Linked DNA regions of Homo sapiens: region 1 is linked to region 2. Evidence: chromatin loops called from intact Hi-C (ENCODE). Cell type or tissue: natural killer cell. All regions are shown on one strand. Links, peaks and the distances in the headings refer to the core of each region. The heading gives the core; the rest is flanking DNA.

The links. Hi-C counts contacts between places; a loop is a spot of excess contacts. Peaks named below come from ENCODE experiments on the same cell type or tissue, not always from the same donor. Only the 100,000 strongest peaks of a DNase experiment are listed, where the experiment ranks them.
Region 1: it touches region 2 in a loop (2.2-fold over the local background); 3 of 110 quality-filtered maps call a loop at or near these places.

What each region holds. Positions count from the first base shown.
Region 1 is chr11:104,701,614-104,709,961 of GRCh38, reverse strand. No RefSeq gene overlaps it. Among named protein-coding and RNA genes, the nearest start is that of LINC02552, 96 kb to the right of the region's middle. RefSeq lists enhancers at 4,022-4,141, 4,152-4,281. In natural killer cell, for the core only: no CTCF peak of the experiment used is centred there; DNase peaks (open chromatin) are centred at 3,411 and 3,971; H3K4me3 peaks cover 1,014 bases; H3K27ac peaks cover 3,665 bases.
Region 2 is chr11:104,872,830-104,881,177 of GRCh38, reverse strand. It overlaps LOC107984380 (a long non-coding RNA gene), which reads right to left and starts at 7,963. Exons shown (of 3, transcript XR_007062985.1): 1 at 7,763-7,963; 2 at 6,997-7,205; 3 at 5,610-5,903. RefSeq lists a silencer at 3,853-3,942. In natural killer cell, for the core only: no CTCF peak of the experiment used is centred there; DNase peaks (open chromatin) are centred at 3,837 and 4,557; H3K27ac peaks cover 2,730 bases.

The sequences.
Region 1 (8,348 bases), core at 18-8,017, 170 kb after region 2:
GTTCAGGCTAAAGATAGAGAAGTAACCATATAGCTGGGAAAGTATAAGCCAGTAAATCAGGGGGCACCCGTGCTTCCAAAGTTACTCAAATAAAATGGAGCATGTTTTCTCCACACAGTGAGATCAATTTATCATTCATCCATCTACTACTTTCCAGATGCTGTCCTAAGCACGGTAAGGATACAAAGATGAAAAGGACACTATTCCCACTTTCAGAAAGTTAATGCACTTGGAGGGGAGAAAAACACATATAACTCTAATAAAATTAGTCTATGAATACTACTAGCAGAGACTTTATGTTTCCATGAGGTTGCAATCTGACCTTGTTCATCAGTGGTCCCTAGTACCTAAATGTTTCCTAGTACATAATAGGCATTTAGCAATTATATTTTTCATGGATGTGTGAGAAGGTGATATAAACTCACGGCAATAGTAGTTTAGAGATGATTACTTCTGGCTATGGAGGCAAAGGTATTTGGGAATAGGTAGTATTTGCCTAGGTGTTGAAATATAGGTATTAGTATTGTTTAGCAAGAGAGGAAGCTAGATGAAGAATGTGTGAGAACCTTCCAGGAAGAAACACCAACAAAATCACAACCAAAGACAAGGTGGCAGGAAAAGAAAATGGTATTTAGTTAACAGAGAATTGAATTGAACTGTCTAGATGAGGACAGATAGAAAGTAGTGGAGAAGGGGCTAGAAAGGTCAAGCGTTGGCTTTTTTTTTTTTTTTTTTTTTTTTGACAAGTTCCTGCTATGTTGCACAGGGTGGAGTACAGTTGCTATTCACACATGTGGTCATAGTGCACTACTTCTGGCCTCAAGTAATCCTCCTGCCACCCTCTGGAGTGGTTGGGGCTACAGGTATGCACCAATGCATCTGGCTATGGGCCTTTTTGTGGGGGAAGGAAGCAGCAATGTACTACCTGGTTAAAATGTTTGAAGAGCTTGAAGGAGATAGGTATGGATCAGGTAGAACAGTATGTTTCCTATTCTGTATTATTCTGGGGGGACAATGGCTGCAGGGGATTGGCACTAGGAATAGAAAACTGAAGAAAGAGCTAAGCTAACCAAATAGAATTATAACCTACAGGAATTATATCATGTTTTCCTTAAACTACAGGTGTTCGTCCCAATAAAAATCAATACTAATTGTTATTTTTCTATAGACCAGACATGCTTTGCAGAAACATTTCTCTATTCCACTAAGTTCTGTAAAAAATCATCACAACAAATAAAAACAAAAAGTGAATAATTGAAAGCCTTTCTCCAAGAATTAATAATACATTAACATGTGAATAAAACATGTTTCTAAAGGAAATATAATTACTTTTATTCTGAGAGAATGACTTAAAGCATTCTCTTTACCTTAAATATTTATGTTAATTTAGCTTATTATCTTACTAAAATATTTTAACAAATTACTCAATGCAGGTTATGTTAATTCTAAAGCTACAGCTGTACAATTTAAATAACTAAAAAAGTTATTGTCACTTATGCTGCTTATAAGTAGGTGTCACCATTTTTAAATGAACACTTTAATCATCATAATTGTGTTAGTAATTTTGCTACTTATTGCCTGAAGCGCTTAAGTTGAAGATAGTTAGCCATGCCTTAGGGGTCTAGTGTAGTGCTATAAAGAGGAAATTAACTGAAAGATTGATTACTAAAAAAAGTCTGGGACTTGCTTATGTATTGAACATAGCAGTAGGTCACAGATATATTTCAAATTTAACTGTCAATTTTCATTAGTTTTAGTCTTCTTTTTGGCTTATAAATTAAATATAATGGTGATGAGATATTTAAAAAATTAATGTCTTATTCAAAATATATTTAAGCTACATCATTGTGGTGCAATTTATATGAGTCCAGTATGGGGATGCTCTGAATTACTGACGCCATGATAATCACTCAGTTATGGAAGAGGGAATACTTCATTTGCCAAAATAAAAAAGGTGACTACAGGCATAATTAGAAATTATTAATTGTTTGGGATAAACAAGTAGCCTAAGGGTGACCCAAAAGCCATTAGGCAAATTTCAAAAGCAATTAGGTGAGGTTATTATTTCACTGAGGTTGTGTAGTCATAGGTGGTATTTCTTAAGGAGTGGCAAGGGATAACAAGACTCAAAATGGCCTTGAAAGAATTTGATAAGAAGGAAACTATTTGAACTGAATCCCAGGTCTTTTTAATTGGTTTCTATGACCAAAGGCCCTAAAATCTGCATTTAGGAAGTTTCTTAATTCCCTAAAACTGGTTCATAGAATCACTACACAAATGCCAGCAACTGTCATTGTTAAAGAGAATTATTTTTAAAATGTCATCTTAAGCTACTTCATTTTGGAGGGGGCAATTCAGGTGAATTTGTTGGGGTACTTTTGAATAAATAAAAATTAAAAATAAGAGACTTAATTCCCCCATTGAGATAAAGAAAGGGACTTCTTCATCCTCATTTTTATTAGAGCATTTACTTTAGAAACCTTATCATTGTAAGTACATTCTCCTCTCTTCGAAATGTACAGAAATTATTTTGAAAACTAGATAGGTCTTTTGTCAACTTTATGACTCAGGAATACCTTTCAGAGCTTGGAAGCCATCTTTTTGAAACGCTGATATGGTTTGGCTCTGTGTCCCCACCCAAATTTCACCTTGAATTGTAATCACCATAATCCCCACCTATCAAGGGCGGGACCAGGTGGAGGTAATTGGCTCATGGGGGTGGTTTTCCGCCATGCTGTTCTCATGATAATGAGTGAGTCTCAGGAGATCTGATGGTTTTATAGCATCTGGCATTTCCCCTGCTTGCACTCACTCCATCCTGCTGCCCTGTGAAGAAGGTGCCTGCTTCTCCTTTGCCTTCCACCATGATTGTATCTTTCCTGAGGCCTCCTCAGCAATGCAGAACTGTGAGCCAATTAAACCTCCTTTTTTTATAAATTACCCAGCATCAGGTATTTCTCCATAACAGCATGAGAACAGACTAATATAAATGTTAACATAAAGGAAGACAGTGCTCCTATCTCCCAGTTTCTGTGGAAGGATAATAATCTAACTTTTGTGGGCACCTTGCTCCAATTTGCAAAGCTAAAGCTATGTTCTATCATAAAGGTATATGGTTTTGATTGTTTGTTTGTCTCTCTCGATATAGCCAATATGCTAACACAGATGGTCACCCCAATTACAAGGTAAAGTTAGGATGAACTGTGTGACAAAAGGTGCTGTCAGTCCTCTTACTTGACAACTAGTTATTGTTCATCTTGAAAAATGTATGTAATGGGTTACTTGATTATATAAGGGGTAGAGATTCCTTTCTGTCTTTGCAATCTCTTAATGGATTTCCTGTGATGTGCATCATATTATGGTGTAATGCTTTTTCAATAATAAAAGTGTTCTCTTTCTCTACTGTCTTTGTGGATAATTTCTGGGTTGAGAGAATATTTTGTTTTTAATTATATTTCTTCAACACTTGCAAGCCCAAAGCCTTTTTAGTTAATGTGGATATGTGAAATACACTGGTATAAGGATGTGTCAACAGTAGTGACTATGGGAAACAGGTCACTGTTAACAGCATGAAAATTCCATTTTTTAGCACTAGCCAATATAAATAAACAAAATTTTAGCTTATAGACTGACAGTCTGCAGTACTGCTTTATGTGTAGGCTGTGTTCTTGAAAATTTCACATATATATATACACACACACATACACACACACACACATAAAAGCCCATAAATTGTTTTTAATTTAAATAAATTGGTCTTCAGATATCTTGGGGGCAGCCACTTTTGCAGTTTCATATTTTTGTAATGCCAATCCAGCAGTACCAACATTATCTCATCTGTAAATTCAGATCTCTCTACATAAAACTAACAGAAACTCATTACTTAGTATACTGTGGTGAGAAACTTCCTGCCATACCAGCTCCTCTGCCTCCATTAAGGACCATTATGACAGACACACCACACAAAAGCACCCCGTCAGCTAGACTTGTTCCTGGAAATGGCCAGCCACAGAAAATCTTCAGTCTCTAACATTGAATAAGACTTCCTGTTTTGAAATATTCTGAAAATGCCGGCTCACCTAGTTCCAGCACACCAACTAATCTCAAATATACCTGAATAAGTCTCTGCTTCCACATCCCACTTTAATGTAATGCTCACCAATTAGAGACGCTTTCAGCATTTTTTTCTTTTTTACCAGGTAAAATTTACTCTCATTTCTAACATCCTTGTACCTCTGCTGAAATGAAAGTGATGACAGATGGGTTCTCTTCCTGCACATTTATGAATAATCAGCCTGTGTTAATTTTAACTTGGGTTCAGTTTTGTATTTGACAGTGTATGATGTATATTTACTTGTTTCTATCCTACACAGTGTAAAGGCTTTCCGAGGGCAAGAGTGTATATGCTTACATTTTTACTGCCTGACACTGCCTGGCACACTAGGAGATCCAATTTATATTGACTGGACAGATTCATGTGTCTTGATAAAGCTGTTAGTTAAAAAAGAATCCTTAGTTTTAATGGTAGTGTATTTTATGGAAGTAAACAAAGACCATCTGAATGAGAACAAGCAAAGTTTATTTATTCAGAGTTTTTAATTGCAAAGGAATCAGCCATCATTGCTTGCATTTTGGCAGACTCAAAGTGCAGCAGAAAAGTAGGGAAGCTTCATAGTTGAGAAGAGGAAAGGCTTCAACTATTATTCCCTGATTGGAGGCTGTTGTTGTGGGGTGGCTAACTAGAAGTGAAGCATCGATGGAATTGGTTAGAGGTGTATAACTGGCTTTCTCTAGTTGGTCCTAAGTTGGAAGCAGGGACAAAAATTATTAAAGTTGTCAGTTATTAATCAAGGCCTGGTCATTTGGGGTCAATTGTAATAGGAGTTATTGTTTGGCTTCCTGGATTTATTATTAGAGATAACATTCTGACTTCCTACAAGTCAGATGTGTAGCAAGCTGGCATCCTGTGCTGGTAGCTGCAAATTGTGGGTTAGGGTTCTATTTTTCTATATGGTCTGGCTTTCACTCATTTGTATATTCTGTCTCTCAATTCCTTCAGTAGCATCCTAGAAAAGACTCTATTGTTAGTTCATCCTTCTTATTGAGCAGATCTATCTTCCTTATCCAGACTCTAAAAGCTTTAGGGATCCCTATTGCCTAACAAAAAAAGTCAAAATCCTTTAGCCTGGCACAATCCAGACTCAAACCATCTTCTCGGCCTTTATAGCCTGCTGTTCTCTTCCATGCATCCAGCAATGTAAGCAAACTGGAGTCCTTTCTATTGCAAAATACAACTATGCTTTCTGGCTTTTGTGCCTTCAAATCAGCTCTCTCCTTTTTTTCTGATCTCTTCTCCATCCACTTTCCATCTCTGCCAATTCCTAGCTGAGAATCCCTGAAGGCCAAGTTGAAATGTATTTTCCTTTTCTGAACATTTCATAAAACTTCACTTTAAATGCTTTTCAGAGTAAAGTACTATGTAACTATAATATGTATACATTGCTTTTATCTATGTTAGAAAAATTATCTAAACCTTGAAAATAAGAAAAAATGTGAATAGCACATTTTTTCAGTGTCCCATGAAAGCAAAACATCATTTATGGGAATGTACATGATTACCTCACTATTTACCCAAGGTCTAAGACTTAAGAAAGGGAAGTTAGACTTTTAAACTGATTTTTTAAAAATTAGACTTTAACTTGTAGACTTTTTTAGAAAGATGAAATTAATTTCTCTCTTGTACGATATACAATTCCAAAATTTTATATCCCTTTCTATGAGTTTTGTCTCTAACCTGGTGATCTCAAATAATATTACTTACAAATAATTACTTTTCAAATGTTCTTTATATCAATTAAAACTTCTTATTAGGCCCGGCGCGGTGACTCACACCTGTAATCCCAGCACCTTGGGAGGCCGAGACGGGCGGATCATGAGGTCAGGAGTTCAAGACCAGCCTGGCCAACATGGTGAAACCCCATCTCTACTAAAAATACAAAAATTAGCCAGGCATGGTGGTGTGCACCTGTAATCCCAGCTACTGGAGAGGCTGAGGCAGGAGAATCTCTTGAAGCCAGGAGGCAGAGGTTGCAGTGAGCGGAGATCACACCATTGCACTCCAGCCTGGGCAACAGAGTGAGACTGTCTCATAACAAAACAAAACAAAAACAAAAAAAACTTACTTGTTCCTTTGTTAATTAAGAACTAGAATACAATTTTTGACATGTGTACATTTTATATATTCATGAGTCATGCTTTTACCCATTTGGAAGTTATACTTTGAGATGGGTGTGTTAAAAACACTGTTAGGAGAGTGAACTATTCTGTATGGAACTAGAATGGTGGCTACATGTCCACCATTTGTCCCAACTCACAGAATGCACAACATCAAGAGTCAACCCTAATGTGAACTATGGAGTCTGGGGGATATAATGTTTCAATGTTGATTCATGGATTATAACAAATGGACCACTCTGGTGGGGGATATTGATAATGGGAAAGGCTAAGCATGCATAGGTACCAAGGTTGTATGGAAAATCCTGTGCCTTCTGCTTGATTTTATTGTAAACCTAAAACTGCTCTGGAAAAATAATTAATTAAAAGCAAAACAAAACGTAACACCTTAAGGTGTGCTTTAATTTTTTTCCATTGTTTATTTCCTTAGAGGTCTCATTCCATTGTGTTATATATAATATACGTTCAATACATGCTTGATGAATAGCCTATCCAATTTTGGTTAATAATGAATCCAAAGAAACATTTCTTTTTGAATAACCAGAATATAATCTTATATCTTTAGTGAAAATTTATGTTTTGGTTAGGTTTTTTTTTATTAGCCAAACGATATTTGGCTCATCATGTAAGTTGATTAAAATGTGTAAGTGAAATGTATGTTTACTTATATCATCAGATGACAATAAATAATTTGTATTATTAATAAAAAATGTAAAGCACACAAATAAGCCATAACCTCAATTAAAAAGTCAAACAACGCTCTTAAAGCTCCACATTATCAGGTGGCATTACTCAGTCAGAGGTATCTTTATAAACTCAAAACCTGTAATTTGGCCTACAATAGCACCTGAAATGAATTTAATTCCCTGATGTCAACACAAACAATTTCAAAGTGAAGTTTTCTATGCATGTAGAAAGTTATATATGGAAGTTCTTAAGTTACCTGACAGAAACAAATCCATGTTGTAGACAAAATGTCAGTGGGATTTAAGAAGAAAAAAAAAAAAAAAAAGAGGTTACATGAGGGACAATGAGTTATCTCAAGCTTGAAATTAACATATAATCTGCAGCAAATACATATACTTGTGAAATAGCTTTATCCAAAAGAAAATCCGTCTCGTGTAAATTTTCAGCAGTAATATATGAAAAGGATAATACATCATTCCCAGGAGGCTTTATCTAAAGAACAAAAAGCTGTTTTAACTCTCAAAAATCAATCAGTATAATTCATCATATTAATAGAATAGAAAAGATAAGCCATATGATTATCCTAATAGATGCATAAAAAGCAATTGACAAAATTCAATACTGATACCTAAGAAGAATTTTGCGTAGAGTAAGATTGGAGGGGAATTTCTTCAATCTGATAAAGGGAACCTATGAAAAACCTGCAGTTGACTGTGTACTTAATGGCAAATTATTGAACTCTTTCCCAATGAGATCAGAAACAAATCAATGATTACCATTATCACCACTTCTATTCAACATCATACTAGAAGTCTGTTTATGTAAAAAAATCTTAAACTATCTAAAAACAGCTACTAGGCCTAATAAATGGACTAAACATAGTCACTACAGATAAGGTTAATATGCCAAAACCAACTGTATTTTTATATACTAGCAGAAAACAGGAAAAAAAGTTAAAATTTTAAAATCTACGATAGCATTAGAAAACAAGTTATTTAGACTTTCTAAATTTATGAATGTTTTGGAGAATTTTATCTTAGTGATCTACATGTATGGTGTACTTTGAGCAGTATATTTTATACATGGTCTACTTTAATCTTCAAAACAACTTTATGAGGTAGGTGATGTTTTTCCTACAGCACTTGTCAAAACGACACGGCTTGAAAGAGACAGAGATAGGGTTTAACTCTGTGTTGAGAAAGTGACTCTAAGTCCATACTGTTCCTATTACACCTCAGGAAAAATTACAAAGTATTACATTAGTCCATTAATATTTTAATGAATCATTTTCCCATAGGTATCAGTAGGCTTAAAGCACCTTTGATAAAAGTTACTTTATATCAAAGTACCTTTATTCATTACAAATAAATGTTGTTATAGGCTAAGAGAGACTGATTTAGAAAAAGAGTAAAAATTTTTTTTAAATG
Region 2 (8,348 bases), core at 29-8,028:
CCTCCCTTTCAGGGAATCATTTATGCTTATAAGCCATCAACCAGAATTTAGTAACAGAGCAACCCTTAGCAATGAGATGAAAAGTGACATATTCATTGCATGTTACCACATGATTAGCTAAATACTGGGGATTCTATTAGGAAAGGAAAAAACAATATTGGGTCTCAACTGGCTGCCTCTGCTGTGCATTGTTTCCACATTTAATAGCTACCCAATATTCCTTTTAATAGGTGTACTAGAATTTATTTTATGAATTTAGGTAATTTCTAAATTTGTTATCTTAAGAATTTCTGTAATAAAACTTCCCTTGTACATATATCTTTAAGTTTCTGTCTGATAAAATTATTGGAATAAACTCTCAGAACTGAAAAGAGTCAAAAGCATTAAATTTTAACTTTTCTGTGTAAGGTATTGTTAAGAAAATTGTCCAAATGGGTACTATCTGTGAGCAGAAAGTGACAGGGCCCATTTATCTATAGTTTCACCAATGTGATATATAGTTAATCCTGTTGATTTGTCAAGCCACAAATAAAATCACTTTAAATTTTAGGTATTTCCTTTATAAATTGGTTAAGCATCCTTCCATATGCATATTGGTCACTATACACAAGTTACATGTTAGCTGGTGTCTCCTATTGCCCACAGGTTCTACACATGTTTGCTTTGCACTTAAAGGAACTATCTTCTGGGCTACCTCTCCAAATTCAAACCCCACCAAGCTTTTCCTCTTACCTGCTAGGCACATTCTCACTTTAGAATTTGCTACCATTACCATCACTGCCCAAAATAATACCCCTTCTCATCACCATACTCATATGGTATGCCACTGCACTTATTTCAGCCCTTATTGGCAAAATCTAATAAAAAGCTATCCGACCAAGGAAAAGTAGGGTTTGCAGAATTCCAAACCTGAGATCATAGAGCAAAGTATGAAAGGATGAAATTAAAGTTGATAAATAATTGTTTAATGACTGGTACAGTGCACTGCTGTGTCCTATGTAACTTATCAAAATCATTCTGCTCTTCTTAGTGTTACAGTAGCATTACCACAAAAGCAGAATCAGATTGTTTGTACCTGTATCATTCAGAATTTGATCAGAGAAGCAGAATCCTCTGAAAGCTGTTTCAATGGTCTATGTGAAGCTGATGCTTCTTTGTCTATGACTGGAACCTGTAGGGTACCTGGCAGGGTAAGCAAGAGGTGAGTGAAAATAGACTTGATGGTAAAGAAGCAAGACAACCTAAAACCTGTATGAATCAGCTAAAAACTGAAAGACTGGACTAAACTCATTCCAGTCTCTCACTGTTGCTATGCTTCCAACTTTGGAGATGGGTGTGTTCTGCAGAAGGAGCTAATGTTAAACTCATACCTGGATCTAAGTAATCATCTGATTGAAGAATTGAGGAAGCTGAAGGAGAAAACTGACTGGACCCGCAGGAACGGTGGGCCTGGCTGTTTCTCCAACCAACCACAAGAGTGGCGACAGACCTAAGTTGCAACGTGGCTCGTGTTTTTCACCAGGCTTCCATGTCTAATAAATTATGGTTGCTGCTTTACTCTCATCTTCCAAATCTCAGGAAAAAACAGCTCCTGTGGCCTAAGCTAACCTGGAACTACATATGGAGAGGAATTCTGAGAAACTTAGTTTCAGCTTAGTTAAGTTGACACAATAAAAAACTAAAACATTGGCCTGCATGTAGTACACTATAAATATGTATGTATAAATAGTCATATATATTGATCCACTGACTTCTCTTATCACTTCTACATTTTCTCCTTAGATGAAATCATGTAATTTCATTGTATTCAATGTCATCTATATGTTGCTATATTCCCAACTTTGTATATACTCAATAGATTTGTCTTCTAAGTTTCACATCAATATTTAACAAATTGACAACTGGTATATTTTTGGGACATAATTCCAAAACTGGATTTATATTTATCACGTCTTTCTACTCCTCAATTAACTCTTCCTTCATTCTTCCCACACTTCTTAGTGAGTGATACTTATACAGAACCAAAAAACTTGGAGTTATCCTTGATATCTTTTTCTCCTGCAAATCCCACATAAAATCAGTCACCTAGTTCTGCTAATTTTCTCTCAGTTTCATCCATTTTTCCACATCTGGTGTGGTAGGCCCAGGCTAAGGCAAAAATCATCTCTCAATTGAAGTATGACAAATGTCTCTTAATTCCTTTAAAAAATGCAAGCTCTCTTTTTTTGGTCTGGAAAAATATTGGGGAATACAATGAACAAATTTTGTGATTATAACAGTAATCAAATTAGAGGGATTGGCTAATGGCATTATGTAATGGGATTTTGCTGTACTGTTGAGAATATTCAGTTCTGCTATAGAAGATTAAAAAACAAATAGGATGGATGGAATTCATAAGAAGTGCTAAACATGGACAACAATATGCTGGAAAATAAGCATGTGAGATATAGGCAAAACCCACAGGATAGGTTTATTATATATAATGAAAAAGAAGTAATTTGTGAGACATAGGTAGAATTCAGATGATCTGGTAAAACAGATAGTAAGTTAGTAACCTGTATGACAACCAGAGATAGAATAAATAGAAAATGTGATGGAACAAAAATATGCTGCTTAGATGCAAAGGATGAAAAGACCCACATCTTGAGGATGCCACTTCTTCTTGATCAAGAACTTTATTAAACCTCAATTAGCCACCACTTGTTGACACACAGCATGGTTCTATTCTAGTCCTACCCAAGAAGTTCAATAAGATACCAAGTATGGTTCTATTCTGATCCTGCCCAAAAGTGCAAATAAAACCAAAGGCTGTTCAACAAATGAATTGATGCTACTCTTGCATCAAGCACACTTCTCCTGCATCTCTCTGAAAGAGGAGGTTTGTGTCCTTGGTTCAGGATATCTTCCCTTGGGGCCCTTCTCTGTTCAGACATTAACTCTGGCCCTCATCATTGAACCAGCACCCATGAAGGCTGATGTTTCAAAAGAGAAGCAAGATTTATGCACATTGTGAACCCTAGGACTCAGGGAGTGTAGTCCTTTCACCCTGTTTGCACCTCTCTAAGTGAATTACCTTACCCCAATTCATTCTCCTTGTTTTTTGCTCAGTATTTTAATCAATTTAATAAGCCATGTGGTTTGGTCATTTTAATTTGGTCTGAAAGCCTTTCTGTTCCTCGACCTCTGGGATAGCTCACCAGTTAGTGCTTCCACTGCATCAAGGCAATTTCCCACATATTGCATTCTCAGCTAATGTAGTGTCTTTCTGTATTGAAAGAAGACTTGGGAAGGAGGCAAATGCTTCTCAGCATCATAATACTAAGGCTATCATTTTTCAAGTCAGGTCAAAGTCTAATTGATGGGATAAATTTATATTCCTTAATGAGACTAAACTATGTGTGCTTTAGAGAAAATGTAATATACTTAGAACTGGTGTGTCTGCCCTTAAGTAATTTAGGAAGAAATTCATCTTTTATGTTTACTGTTGGAGAGAATAGGGAATATTCCCCAACCCAAAGGAATAGATTCCCCAGGTTTCATCAGTGTGAGCATAGTCTGGGCAGAAGAAGAAAGTCTAAGGCACCAGACTTTGAATAATTCAAGAAGGAAAAGAGAAATGACTTTTATGATAGTTTAAGTTTCTAAAGAAAGGCAAGTAGAAGTGTTTTTGTTATTGAAAGTGGACCTCTGGAAGAAGACATGGATTTTGAAGACAAACTGAAAATTAAAATTAATTGAAACATACTAGATTCTTAAACTAGTGCATATATGAGCACGCACATACACTCCCACCCCACCCCCCCCACACACACACACTGAGGCATGAGAATAGGAAGTCACACTTTTTTCCTTCCTCTCTGTCTTATTTTCGTTTTACTTTCATAGCCCTTGATTCTCAGAACTGCTTAATCTTTTTCTGAAGTTCAGTGTATTTTTGGTCTGAAACGGCAATTCTCAGCAAAATGACACTCCTATTTTCTGATTATTTCAGAACTAGAAAAGCAAAGTGTTGGCCTTCTGAGATTTAAGAAAAAATCATATTGTTTATTTCTAGTCTCATGCACTCAACCAATCACTCACCTCCACATTTCTGACACTAGATGTATGGGAGTCTTGCCCCACACACCAAATAATTCTCCGGCAGACACTAGCTGGGTTTCCTATAATTCAATTTAATTCTGACACTATCTAGATAGATAATGGGATCTGGATAGTGTCTGATATGGTTTGGCTGTGTTCCCATGCAAATCTCATCTTGAATTGTAGTTCCCATAATTTCCATATGTCCTGCGAGAAACCTGATGGGAGGTAATTGAATCATGGGGGCTATTTTACCCATGCTATTCTTGTGATAGTAAGTTCTCATGAGATCTGATGGTTTATAAGGGGCTTCTCCCTTCACTTGGTTCTCATTCTCTCTCCTGCTGCCATGTGAAAAAACACATGTTTGCTTCCCTGTCTGCCAGGATTGTAAGTTGTCTGAGGTCTCCCCAGAGATGCTAAACTGTGAGTCAATTAAACCTCTTTCCTTTATAAATTACCCAGTCTTGGGTATGTCTTTATTAGCAACATGAGAATGGACTAATATGGTGTCAGATCCCACAAGTTAAAGGCTTATTACCATAAAAATTTCCCCCACTTCAAAGGCCAATTGCAAGTAGTAGGTTATCAACAATACTTCCTCTTAACCAGCTATAAATCATGTTTTGCATTAGTGGCTCACAGAAGTCAGAGAAACAGTTTACTTAGAATTACTGGCTTATTAATCATGGATATAACCAAGGATACAGATGAACAGCCAGAGGAAGAGGTACATAGGGTGAGGTCTGGAAGGATAGCTTCTGTCCCTATGGAGTTGAGGTGCACCATCCTCCCAGCACTCAGATGTGTTCACCAACTCAGAAGCTCCTGAACCCCATAGTTCAAAGATTTTTAGGGAGGCTTCATCATGTAGCCATGACTGATTATAAACTCCATTTGCAGCCCTTCTCTTCTCTTTGAGGAATGGGGGGTGGGGATGAGAGCTCCAAGCATATAACCACGGTTTAGTCTTTCTGGTGACCAGCCCCATCCTAAAACCCACCAAGTCACCTCATTACAACCAAAGATACTTCTATTACCCAGGAAATTCAAAAGGATTTAGGACCTCTGTGCCAAGACCCTACATCAAAGACCAAATATTAGAACAAACAATTAACCTACCACCTTTATCTACAATGTTACTAGGAGCTTTGTCTCAGGAATCAGGGCAGAGACTAAACATTAGAACAAAAGATTCTTTTAGCACCTCTATTGCTCAGAAAATTGCAATAGTTTTAGGAGTTCTGTGCTAGGGACTGGGGTTAGAGACCAATATGTGTATTTCTTATTACTTCACTGATCTTCCCTGTCTGAAGAAAAGTACAGAAAAGAAGATGTTCCCTGAGCATGAGAAAACAGGAGACCAATTTTCCTAATTTTTATTCATTGGGCAGCAAGTGATATCTTCACAGGATAACAAGTGACAGAAAGGAGAGAGTCTGCTAAAGTAATATTAGATATCCCCATCTCTTTTGCATCCTCGCCAACCCTACTCCTGCCTCTGATTCATTCTCGAAACAATAGCCTGAGTGGTCTTACAAAATCTTAAAACAAAAAATCCTTAACAAACCTTTCCGACGCTGCTAACTTCGTTTTATATAATTTGTTTTCTCTGAACCACATGCAGACAAGCAGTTTCTCACCTAAGGGCCTCAGGGCCTCCAGGCATTCACATGTTGTTTTTTTCTGCTTGTAATACAGTAATTTTCCTTTCATTGTCCATTGGGCTAACTCATATGCCTTCTTCAGCCATCATCTTAAGAGGCACTTCCTCAGAGAGGACTTCTCTGATCCTCAGTCTAAACTGGATATCCTGTTATTTACTGGCATAAAAATGAGATTTTAAAAAATCCTTCAATGTACTTGTCACAAATTGTAATTATATATTTACCAATTTTTTTGTTTAATGTCTATCCTTTCCTAAAACTATAAGCATTTATTAGGGTAAACGATCCCCCTTTTATTCTCATCTGCACAGAACCTACCAAATTATATAAAATAGAATTTGTGCTCAGAAATACTTAGGGAATGGAATAAATTCTCAAATAAAGCATATGTTCCCAAAATGTATATGGATTCATCATGTTAAATATACCAGAGATTAGGCTAGATGGGAAAGAAATCACATCATTTATAGATAAGAATTTAAATATCTTTTAGGATTCAAGTTCAAAGTGTTTTATTGTCATGGCAAAAGAGTAAATGACCATGATTAGATGCATTTACTCCATTATATTTTCAAGAGTGTTAAACATTAATCAGAACTTCCAAATAATCATGTTTCTCTCCCTTCTATTTAATTGTGAACAAACTAAGAAGTCCACACCCTATTCAGATAGTTAGAAATAAGCAAAACTCCTTTACCATTAAGTTGGTGTCCTAAGATTATTGTGAATATCTTTTGCCTGAAAGTGAGGCACTCTCCCATAATAGCACCCTTCCCCTGGCTGCATTCACAGACCCTAATGTGGTAAAATTATTTCATAGCAGAGAAGAGCATGAATACGATAGTCCCACCTTATCCGTGTTTTGTCTTCTGTGGTTTCATTTACCTGCAGTCAATTATGGTCTGAGTATTACAGGATTTTGAGAGGGAGAGAAAGACTATATCTACGTAACATTTTTACAGTATCTTCTTATATTTTTTATTTTACTATTAGATATTATTATCAATCTCTTACTATACCTAATAAATTAAACTTTATCATAGTATATGTACAGGAACGAGCACCGTAAATTTAGTGTTCAGTCCTATCATACATTTCAGGCATGCACTGACAATCGTGGAACATGTCTCCCAAGAAAGGTAAGAGGGGAAAACTGTGTTTTCTAAGCATATGCCCCTCCAAAAAGACGAAGAAGAGGCCAAACTGGTTATATGCAACATATTCTTATTTCACAGATTAGATAACTTACTTTCTTTCCCATTATGAGGAGTGAAAAGAAGGAGAGGACAAAGTGCAGAAGGCCTCCTCCGAGTGTTGACTCTTCCTGTGTAGTAGGACTGATGCTTTCTTTGTAGGCCAAGTTACAAATTCAGGAAGAAGGAGACCATGGTTTTGCCAACTTTCTTCTCTTTTCCTAGATATTTTCTCCTCCTCAGTTTATAGTTTAAACACTTCTTCCTGTGAAAGAAGTGACATAGGAAAGTCTATGTCACTTCACCTAAATCCACAAATTGCTACCCACTACCATTTACAAAGAAAGAAAATGAGAAAAACGTAACTTTTAAAATCTAAAGGATTGTAAATTATATGAAGAGGAAAAAAATTGCATAACACTCTACACACAGAGTTAAGAAAAGTAAAATAACGGCATTCAAACATTTTATCCAATTTTATATTAAAGGAAAACATAAAGAAGCAAAAAACCAATACAAGCAGCTTCCTTATGTTTAAGAAAGTAAGTGTGTGTGTGTGTGTGTGTGTGTGTGTACAGCAAGGTTTCTGATTTAGTAAATACTAAGAAAAGCAAGTTAGTCTTTCATTCTTTTTTAAACAATACCATCACGAAATTCTTGTTTTTCATCCCAGTTATCAACGGTTTGAAAGTAGCTATGTTTGGACCTGGACCATTCTCCAGCTCTTTTTGTTTGTATTACCCGTGCCCACCTAAAGGGCGAGCACAGGTCAGAGGACAGCCCCTGCTCCCAGGCCACACCCGCTCCCAGCTGCACCCTTACCTATGGCCTCGCTTGATGATGATGCCATTCTCAGTAGAGAAGGCGTCTAAGGGCAACCCTTGGATGTTCCAGTTCCAGACTTTGGTAGGATTGGACAGGAAGTTATCAACGGCAAAGCCAAGGGAGCAAGGAACCTGAAGCTCCCAGATCTTGAAAGTATCTGGTTAGATAGAAAGAAGTCCAGCTGAGAGAGCAAGTTGTTGCAGGAAAAAGAAAAGTGCACTCATTGGTTAACAAGCTAAAATTAATACCTTACATACACCCTGAAACACAACATTATAATTTCTATTTCTAATAAACTTAAAATCAAAACCACAATGAAAAAAAGTAAATACTACAAATTAAGAAATAAGAAAAAACTACTATTTAGAAATTATTTGCTTCTGGATCCTTCCAACAATCAAAACAATAAACTAGAAGTATTTTGTCCCTTTTCTCAAAACACTTAATATGGTATGGTAGCATAAATACATTAATTATGTTATTATTAATTTAATATGGATTTATTCTACTTTTTCCTTGATATCATGAGACATGAAGTATCAGTTATTATTTTTAAAGTAGGTGAGCATGGCTTTAATTCAAG